Linked DNA regions of Homo sapiens: region 2 is linked to region 1. A link is an interaction called in ENCODE POLR2A ChIA-PET data of the cell type or tissue named here. Cell type or tissue: Panc1. All regions are shown on one strand.

Region 1 (5,000 bases):
AGGACGCTGAAGCCCCCTGAGTTGAATGAACTGGCTGAAGACGAGGCTCCCTGTTGTGGTGCTGGAATTTGACTTGGTACCCACTCCCAGCCCTTGCTGTTCCCTCCATGCTCCCTGCTCCCTGCAGATGCACAAATGAAGACCAAAGTCTTGAAAGAAGCTAGGGTCAAGCATCATTAAACCCAGGAGTCTTGTGCTGATACAAGGCAGGGTCTCTCCGGATGTTGAGGCATCATGGCTGTGTTGGGCGGAACCCCTGTTTGTCAGCAAAGGTTGTGGAAGCTCGTGCTCACTCCTAGGGGCCATGGTGATGCAGACAAGTGAGGTGCACTGTGTTTGCCTGAGCTGCTGCGGGCTGTGCTGGGCAGGCCACTCCTCCCTCCTGAGGTGACATCCCACATGACCAGCTTCACAAGGCAGCTTTCCTGAACATGGGTGAGGGGGTTCCGTGGGGGTGGGGACGCTGCCAGGGACTTCTAGGAAGCAGACAGCGTTCAGGGCTCAGCACCACCATCTCACTGCTGTGGAAGCAAGAAAAGGAGACTATAATTCAGCTCAGGGTGGCTAATGGACAGCTTCCCAGATAACAGACAGGAGGGGGAAGATTAATTCTGAAGCAGGAATAGATGTTATTTGGGAAGGGAAGGGCATTCAAGGCAGAGATGAGGTGAAAAACAGCATCGATCATCTACCAGCTACGAGTAGTTGAATCTGACTGCAGTAGAAAATAAAGGAAGCAGGGCCAGGGAGTTGGGGTGAGGGCGTGGATGAAGCTGAGGAGCAGGCAGAGGCCAGATTGTGGCAGTCCCTGTAAGCCGGGCTGAGAGTTTGAACTTGGTCCTTAAGGCAGGGAGGGGTAAGAAGAACTTTAAACAAGAAGTAGTGTGGCTAGAGGCGGGTTCTAGAAAGATCACTCTGTGGGCAGGCGGGAGATGTTCATCCCTATGCAGGCTCTGTGAGCCAGTCTTGGTCCTGTGAACCAGAGGTGTCCCTCTAATGAAGTGCTAATTGCAAACCAGTCAGTCACACTCTGGGATGCTCTGGCCCCAACACCCAGAGTTCAGCTCTGTTCCTGTGAGTGCGGGCGTCTACCAGGAAGTGGAGCTGGCCTGTCTTCTCGGAAGCAGCAGCAATTAAAATGCAACCCTGAGACATCAAGGAGTCAGCCAACTCTGTTTATTTTTATATACTGATAAAATCCTCAGAAAGGGAAGCCAAGCTTTTCAGAGCAGCCTGCTCATGCCCACCCAGCATGCTGAGGATCTGCAGGGAGCCCCTGCTCAGAAGGGCAGTCAGTGGCTGTGTCAGTGACCACCTCAGAGGGTAAATATGAGCTGGTCTGAGGAAGTGGGCACATGGGTCTGAGGGAGTTCTGAACATGACTGCAAAGCCCAGGGTCCCCAGAGCTGCAGCTGTAGCCAGATTCAACTCAGCCAGCACAACACAGAGCACCTAGTGTGTGCAGAGATCTTTTGACAGACTTGCTGCACAGTCGAGCAGCCATCAGGGAGGGGAAGGGCCATTCTACTGCACATGCTGTTTGGATGGAAAAAGCAGCTGAACTTCTCACTGTGGGTCAAGCTGGGCCTCTCTACATGCATTTTATAATAAATTCGGCCCCTGGAATTCCCACTGGAGGAACCGAAACTTCAGATCCCAATCCCCCCTTACCCATTTCTTGTAGGAACAGAAAGTCTAAATAGTTTAGGATGCCCAGGCATGGGAGGCAGCCTCTTAGTGGCCCCCAGGACCCCTGCCTTTTAGCATTCAGCCCCGGATCTGTACCACAGTTGGTTTGTGTGACTGATTGCGTCCAGCAGAAGTGTGGCACTCCAAGGGTGGGGTATAAAAGACATTGGTGTCTTGGTCATGCTTGCTGTCTTGGGCCATTTGTTCTGGAGAAGCACACTGCCAGGTCAGAAGCATGATGGAGAGCCCACATCATGCAGAACAGGCGCCTTCTGCCAATAGCCACCAAGTGAACTAGGATGTATGGTGCCCCAGCCCCATTAAGATTTGGATGCCTGCAGCCTCAGACAACATCTTGACTGCAACTTCATGAGAGAGCCTGACCCAGAACCACCCAGTAAGACCCCTCCCAGATTTCAGACTCTGACCTTAAACTTTTTCTGACCTTAAAACTGTTGTTCTAAGCTGCTAAGTTTTGGGGTAATTTGTTACACAGCCATGGGTGACTGATACACCATGGGAGACATTTTACTATCTAGAACATGGGTTTACAGAGATGGACATGGGCCTGGATCCACACCAACCTTGTGATCTTGGGCAAGTTACTCCACCTCAGTGACTTAATCTTCTCATTCCAAAAAGGGGGTAGTAACAGTGGCAACCTCATTTGTTGTCGTGATGGTGAGGCCAGTGAATGGTGCATTAGTTCTGGTCCCAGCTCATACTAAGTGTTCAATAAACAGGACTGAGCATCAACACCATTTTTTCAGCCTTTCCTTCCAGCTATAATAAACTTCTTACAGATCTGCAAACGTATGACTCACACCTTTTCCTAGCTCTGGGCTTTGCTGCCTGCCCCTGTGCAGCTGCTTCTGCTGGAGATCTTTCTCCCATCTCTCCACCTGTCACCCTCACCCATCTGGGTTGCTCAGGTGCCTGTTTGCTCTGGGAACAAGTTCCTGTAGACAGAGATGATCATTCCTTCTGGGCTCCCACTGTGCAGTGAAGATTGTCCTGGTGTTTCTTAATTATGTTTTATTGCCATTTTTCTGGGGTTCTTTGTGTCTTCAGGGGCATGCAGATAGTAGGCATTCAGAAGAAGTGAGTTGCACCAAGGCTCTGCTGGATTTATACAAGAACATCCTGCAAGGAGGAAGGCCAGCAATGCTGCTGACCAGCCATTCACTGGCAGCCTCTGGCAGCTGTATATAGTCAAATCCTCATTTGAGTTGTATATTTCTTTCACTCTTTTGTGTTTCCTTTTGCCACCACAGGCAGCTCTTACTATTTTATTTAGTTCCTCCTTGAAGCATGTCTTTTGACTTTTATTTTATCCCTTTCATAATTTCATCTTATTTTTTAAATAGAAAGTGTCTGTATACTTGAGACTATAAATGTACACATTAATTAAAGGAGTTGACATAACTTTATTCCTTTAACTGTATTTCCTTTAATCTGGTCCTGGTTGATCTCTTCACTCTGAAGTCCATAAGCATTGATAAAGTGGAGACTCTTATCCTGTACTTCCGCTCCAATACAGAGAATACTGGGCAATGGGGCCACATCACATGGTTTTTTAACTTCAAGACAACTCTGCTTCTAAGAGGGGAAGGAAGCCCCAGCACCAACACGCATAACCTCAAATACACCCCAGTCTCTGTGTTCCACGAGGCATCTAATTCGTGTTCCATAGCAAACAGGAATGCCAGGAATTACCCAACTTGGACTTTAGCCTAGGCACCACCTCTAACTCACTGGGGACACAAAACATATCACCCAGCCCTCAGGACCCTCAGCTTCTTGGTGGATATAATAGGGACAATGACACCCTCAGGGGATTCATTTGCCCGGTAATTCTTGGGTACAGACTCTAAGCCACGCTCTTTGCTGGGTCCAGTGTCTGCCTAGGAAGAAGCTGTTCCCTGCTCTACAGGGGACACTCAGCCAAGAGAGGAGCAAGGTCAACATTCAGATCCTGGTGACTGCATGGACTGAGAGATACAGAGGGCATGGGAGAACAGGGAAGAAGGGTGGCCAGGCAAGGCTGGGAGCACTCAGGGAAGGCTGCAGGAGGCGGCACCAGAGGTGATGGAAGTCTTAAAGGTGAGGAAGGCATGACGGAGGCAACCCAGGCATGGGGCTGAGAAGCAGCAGTGCAGATTCCTGTGTAGGTAGGCACCTGTGCACATGGCACAGCTAGGGGATGAGACATCTGGCAGTTTGGCATTCCAGGTACAGAAAGCATGGAGCAGGAACAGGGAGGGTGGGTTGAAAGGGGAGCTGGAGAGCCTGGCATAAGCCAGGACATGGAGGAGAAATACAACACGTCTGAAAGCGCTTTGTAAACTCTGAAGACCTTGCACAAATGTGAGGGCCATCCATTGTTTCAGGACACTTAGCTTTCCAGCTGCCATAGCCCATCCTTACAAAAAACATGCTGAAACCAGCGTCTTTTTTTTTTTTTCTTAAATGATCCTCCTTTCTACAGACTTGCAGAGTACAATCAAGTATGTGAGTGTTCACGTGTTGTCATATAATCAAATGATTGGTGATTTTCTTTTTAATTTCCCTTTCTTTACCCAGTTGTGTTTCTACTGATTTCTCATTTCAGGAACATAAACGCGGTGTCTCCGTGTTTTTAGGAATAAATTGGGAAGTGCTCACTTAATTTCACCATCCAAGAAACAAAATCACTTCTCCCTCCATGCAATCCTGCAATCCAATCACCTGCGGCAGGAGATGAGGAAGGAAATTACTCTGCTTTTCTTTTGCTTTTTTCCTAACTAGTGATATTTGAGAAAATTAAGTATGTTTTATTTTACACTCAGGACCCAGATCCTCAGACATACTTGGGGACTGAAACAGGAGAATGCCAGTTGGTTACAGAAGCAAATATTTCATTGCATCCTTCCCCAGCCCCTATGAATGTCTTCATAAATGAAATAATAGATTTTGTTTTGACACTACCTTAAATATTTCCACTGAGGCAAGACTCAGAGCATTGTAAATAGTCCCTGTTTATCACACCTGTGGAAATTTCACTTTTCTGGGTAGGACTGTGGAGCTGGTGTTCTGGGCTTAGGATTCCAGTACCCTTGGCCTGGGCCCTGTCTTTGCCCATGATATGACCTTGGGCATGGACTCCCAGCTTGAATGGGGGCAGCTGTAGAGTGATAGAAAGGGCATTGGGCATGGAAGCAAATAGAACAGATTTGAACTATAACTCTGCTGTTTACTAGCTATGTGACTTCAGGCAATTTACTTAAATTTTCTGAGCTTTGGTTTTCTCATTTTGTTAAATGGGGATAATA
Region 2 (5,000 bases), 170 kb before region 1:
TGCACTGTGTGCCATGGTTGCTGACCCATCTGTCTTCAGCAGTAGACTATGAGCTCCCTGGGCCTAGCCCAAGGCCTGGCACAGAGGAGGGTGCAAAGTTGGTGGTCTTTCTCCTTCTCTAAGGAGTGTTATGTCTCTTTGGAGGAGCCTCAATTGACCTACAAAACAACCACAGCAAGCTTTCAGTATGGTACTTATGACCTCAGCCTGGGCTCAAGGGACCTCGATCCTGTCAGCAGTACCCTGTGGATGATGGGGCTCACAACCTGGGTGGTCAGAGGAGTTGGGCAGCCAAAGGATGAATGCATTTATGGTGGGATAGGAGTCGGCACAGCCAGGAGGAGAGGACAGCCCAAGAGAGGGCAGGGAAGGGACCCCCAGAATGGTGACAGCCTTGGCCTTGTGCCCCAGTGAGGCTGTCCCAGACTCTTATCACAGCCTCAGGACAATCAAGGCACCTATTCCTGCAACATCCCCCAACCCCATCCCACATGGCCAGAGCACAAATCCTAGTTAAAAATCCCCATGGACTTTGTTTACTGGGCTCCAGCTCTGGTTCTGTCATCAGCAGTTTGCATCTCTGATTAGCAACATTCTTATGATTTCTGTCCTACATCAGAAATGTAACGGCAATGTGGCAAGGATGGAGGTGGCCCCCCGCCCCTTCCCGTGTCTGAAAGCTTCCTCAGTGCTCAGTGGTGTTGCTGCTTGGGCATGTTAACTCTTCATCCTACAGGTCTGGACAGGGAGGGTGTGCATACAGAAGGAGGAAGGAGAACCAGGAAGGAGTTTCTTATCATGGCAGATCATAATATACACACCTGAACCTTTTCCTTAATCCTTCATGCCCTACCTCTTCCTTCGTTTTCATTTCTAATACTCATGGCTTACCCAAAATGCCAGAAGTCCATACTGCCATAAAAACCAAGAAAAGGAAACAGAAAAACAAGCCATTTCTTCTTTCTTATTAACTCAACAATCCCATGATCCACTGTATGTGTTTTTAGGGAAAGGATCACAGAGGTCAATCCACGTATCAGTGATCCTGATGTTTCTATCAAATGAATCATTTGAAATGGGATCTTCAGTTTATTTGAGCAGAATCACATCAGCGCTGTTCACAATGAAAAGTGTCTATGCCATGTGTTTGGATGTGAAGAAGTTTTTATCACAGCAAAAGTATAAAGGCTTGTATTACAACCTGGTAATCTCAGTGGCTTCCAGTTTTTGGCTTAGTTGGAGTCAACTTTGCTTAAAGAGAGGAAAACTATGTATAGCCAACCTAATAAATGAAAGTAGCCCAGCCCAGTTTCCAAGGTGGTAAAGCAATACACCCACAAGCCACAAAACCCCACTCTGGGAAAAAATGAGGCAGACTTTTGGCCTATCGTGCTTTTTATCCTTTTCTTTCCACCCCTCTTTCTTTCCCACACACCAGGGGGGTGAAAGACACCACGTCATTTGTACGGATCAAGCTCTCTTCTTGTAAGTTTCCAGTTAAACATTCTTTTGTAGCTGACACCTATTAATAATTTAAAGTGCTTGGTCTTTTGAACAATGATCAAAATTAAGCTATTACCCACAGGGGGATATTTACATACAGTTAGTCGGCAGCTGTTTAACAGCCTTTTCCATTCAAGATTTCTTGTGACCCTCTCTATCATTAGTAAGCAGAAGAATATTTGATGATTGTATGATTTTTTTCTTCTGTATATTTGATAAATGACCACTGGGAATCACTTAGGAAGTAAATAAGGTAATTCTTTGTGATTTCTGCAGGCTGCTGAAGTTATGAAAGAAGGGCAATTACTTTTAGATCCATCTACATGCAATTTACTAATAAGCCACAGAAGGCAGAAACATGTAATTAGTAATTACTATAGTATGTAGTGATTCGAGGCTTACCCAGTCAGTCTATGGGCCTATAATCTAGTAGGAGAAAATGAAATGAGTTAGTTCACAGAAGCAAGCCCCAGTATATTTAAAGCAAGTTGCTGACAATAAAACTAACTGATGTTTATAGAGACCATGGCAGTACATTGCGCGTTGCTACATCCAGCCTCTTGCCTGACCCCTACCCCTGGGCTGATGTAAAATAGCCTCCTTGCCTCCATTTTTAATGAGGGCCAGACTCAAAATGTGTTGAGGGGTTTCCTGAGATCACAGGCTAATGAGGGGTGGGCCTGGATCCTGAGCTTCAGGTTGCAGGCCCATTGCTGTCCACAGCATCATAATGTCACCTAGTCATGCTGCCAGATCGGTGACTCACATCCTAGGAGTCAGACATATACAGGACTCAGAAGCCAAAGGTGCATATTTATGATGGAGTTGAAGGCTGTGAAGAGAAGGAAGAAGAATAATGGACATGAGACAAGTGCCTAGTTTTGACGGAGGGACACTGGACATTTAATGCATATTATCTTCTTGACAATAGCTAAGCATTATTGTGCCTATATTACCTCCTATATTTACAGGAGAGGAAATCGAGCTTCAGTGGGGTCACTTGGTCAGGATCTCTCAAAGTGTTAAGTGGCGGAGCTGAACTATGACACTGAGTAATTCTGACTTCAATAGCAGCAATCTCTCTCCCTCACACCTGGTGGGTGTGACTCCTTATTCCAGCAAACTAAGTGTATCTTCATCAAGTATCTCAAAAAGAGTAATTTGGAGCAAATAAGCGAGCTCATAGATAGCAGGATCTTAAAGCTGACTGTTTTGTCCCAGAAATCTCAACTTTAGGAATCTATCCTAAAAAAAAAAGGCAATCCAAAAAAAAAAAAAAAAAAGAAACACTGCAGATAAGAGTTTATATGAAGAGATGTTCAACAAAGATGCTATTTATAACAACAAAACCTGGGAAAAGAATTCAAACACCCAGTAACACAGTAGTAGAGAATTAAGTTATAGTTATAACTATATGATGGAATATTAGGCAACTGTGAACAATAATATCAATGAAGTGTTTGTAATAACACTGAAGAGCCTTAAAACCTAACGGAGAGTAAGGCAAGATACAAACGTCTGTGTAAGTTAGAACTCATTTATGTAAACTAATATTTATGGAAAGAGAGATGTAGACCAAAATAGTATATGATAGCTTCATGGGTATCGTATTTTTAAAATAACAGCTTAATTGAGATATAATTCACATACCCAAAAAATCCACCCTTTTAATGTGTAATATTTTTGAGTTTTAGTATATTCACAGAACTGTAAAATCATCACCATTCTCTAGTTTTAGGAAGATCCCAGAATCCTGTACCTATTCACAGTTGTTCTCATTCTTCCCACACTCAGCCCCTGGTGAATACTTATGTATTTTCTGTCTCTATAAATCTGCCTGTTTTGGACATTTCACATAAACGGAATCATACAATATGTGTCCCTTTGTGATGGGCTTTTTTCACTTAGCACGATGTTTTCAAGGTTCATCCATGTTGAAGTGTGTATCAGTACTTCATTCATTTTTAAGGCTGAGTAATATTCCATTGTATGGATATAACACGTTGTGGTTATTCATGCATAAGTTGATAGATATTTGGGTTGTTTCCACTTTTTGGCTATTATGAATATTGTTGATATGAATATTGATGTACAATGTTTTCTAATTCTCTTGGGCATATGCTGAGAAGAGAAATTACTAGTAACTCTATGTTTAATATTTTGAGGAAATGTCAAACTGTTTTCCAAAGTGGCTGCACTATTCTACATTCTCACCAGTAAAAAATGGGGTTACAAGTTGTCTATGCCCTTGCCAAAACTTGTTATTATTTTTCTTTTTCTTTTTAACCATACTAGTGGATATGAAGTGGTATGTCATTATGGTTTTGATTTGCACTTCCTAATACCTTACCACTAGCCATGTTGAGCATCTTTTCATGTGTTTATTGAAAATTTGTGTATTTTGTTTGGATAAATGTCTATTGAAATTCTTTTCTCATTTTTAAATAGGGTTATTTGTCTTTTTGTTATTGCGTTCTATGAGTTCTTTATGTATTCTGGATACTAATGTCTTATCAAATATATTATTTGCAAACATTTTCTTCCATTCTATAGGTTTTGTTCTCACTTTCTTGATAATATTGCTGACAGCACTTAAGTTTTTAATTTTGAGGAAGCTCAATTTATTTATTTTTCATTTTGTTGCTTGTGTTTTTGATGTCATATATAAGAAACAATTGCCTAACCCAAAGTCTTGAAGATTTATTCATATAATTTCCTCTAAGAGTTTTATGGTTTCAGGTTTTACATTTTCATCCATAATTCATTTGCATATAACGTGAGGTGGGAGTCCAACTTCATTCTTTGGCGTGTGGATATTCAGTTATCCTGGCGCTGTTAGTTGATTTAACTGTTATTTCCCAATTGAATTGTCTTGACATATTTGTCAAAAATCGATTGACCATAAATGTAAGGGTTTTATTTATGGATGCTGAACTTTATTCCACTGATCTATATATCTATCCTTGTGCCAATACCACACTGTCTTGAATACTGTAGCTTTGTAGTAATTTTTGAAATCAGGAAGTGAGAGTTCTCCAACTTGTTTCTTCTTTTTAAAGGTCTTTTTGGCTATTTTGAGTTCCTTGCAATTCCATGTGAATTTTAGGATTGGCTTCTCAATTTTCACAAAAATGCAGCTAGAATTTTGATAAGGATTGCACTGAATCTGCAGATCTGTTTGTTAGGGATCGCCATCCTGTGAAGGATATGATGGCGGTGCCTACTTTAAATCCTGCGGCTTATTCTGTGCTGTAAGTGAACGCCTTCTTTGCCTGGAAAGAGCAGTGCAGCTCCATAACGTTAAGGCGGGCTTGGAAATGACATCTCTATGGTGAAGACCTATTAGGGCACAGCAGCTGCTCCCCTGAGGCCAGTTCTTGGCCACTCCATACACCACACGTTTTCTATTACTTAGTCCAGCAAGGCTTTAAATACCTCAGGGCACCCCCTCTGCCATTTCCTGTGGAATACTATTTCACAGTCTAATAGCTCTTCCT

Evidence for each region. ChIA-PET counts read pairs that join two places held together with the same protein. Peaks named below come from ENCODE experiments on the same cell type or tissue, not always from the same donor. Only the 100,000 strongest peaks of a DNase experiment are listed, where the experiment ranks them.
Region 2: POLR2A ChIA-PET joins it to region 1 with 7 read pairs; 2 of 35 experiments call an interaction of 5 or more read pairs at or near these places.

The regions. Positions count from the first base shown.
Region 1 is chr10:78,538,074-78,543,073 of GRCh38, reverse strand. No RefSeq gene overlaps it. Among named protein-coding and RNA genes, the nearest start is that of LINC00595, 270 kb to the right of the region's middle. In Panc1, no CTCF peak of the experiment used is centred here; no DNase peak of the experiment used is centred here.
Region 2 is chr10:78,703,701-78,708,700 of GRCh38, reverse strand. All of the region lies in intron 1 of LOC105378379 (a long non-coding RNA gene), which reads left to right. Among named protein-coding and RNA genes, the nearest start is that of ZMIZ1-AS1, 360 kb to the left of the region's middle. In Panc1, no CTCF peak of the experiment used is centred here; a DNase peak (open chromatin) is centred at 2,270; H3K27me3 peaks cover 176 bases.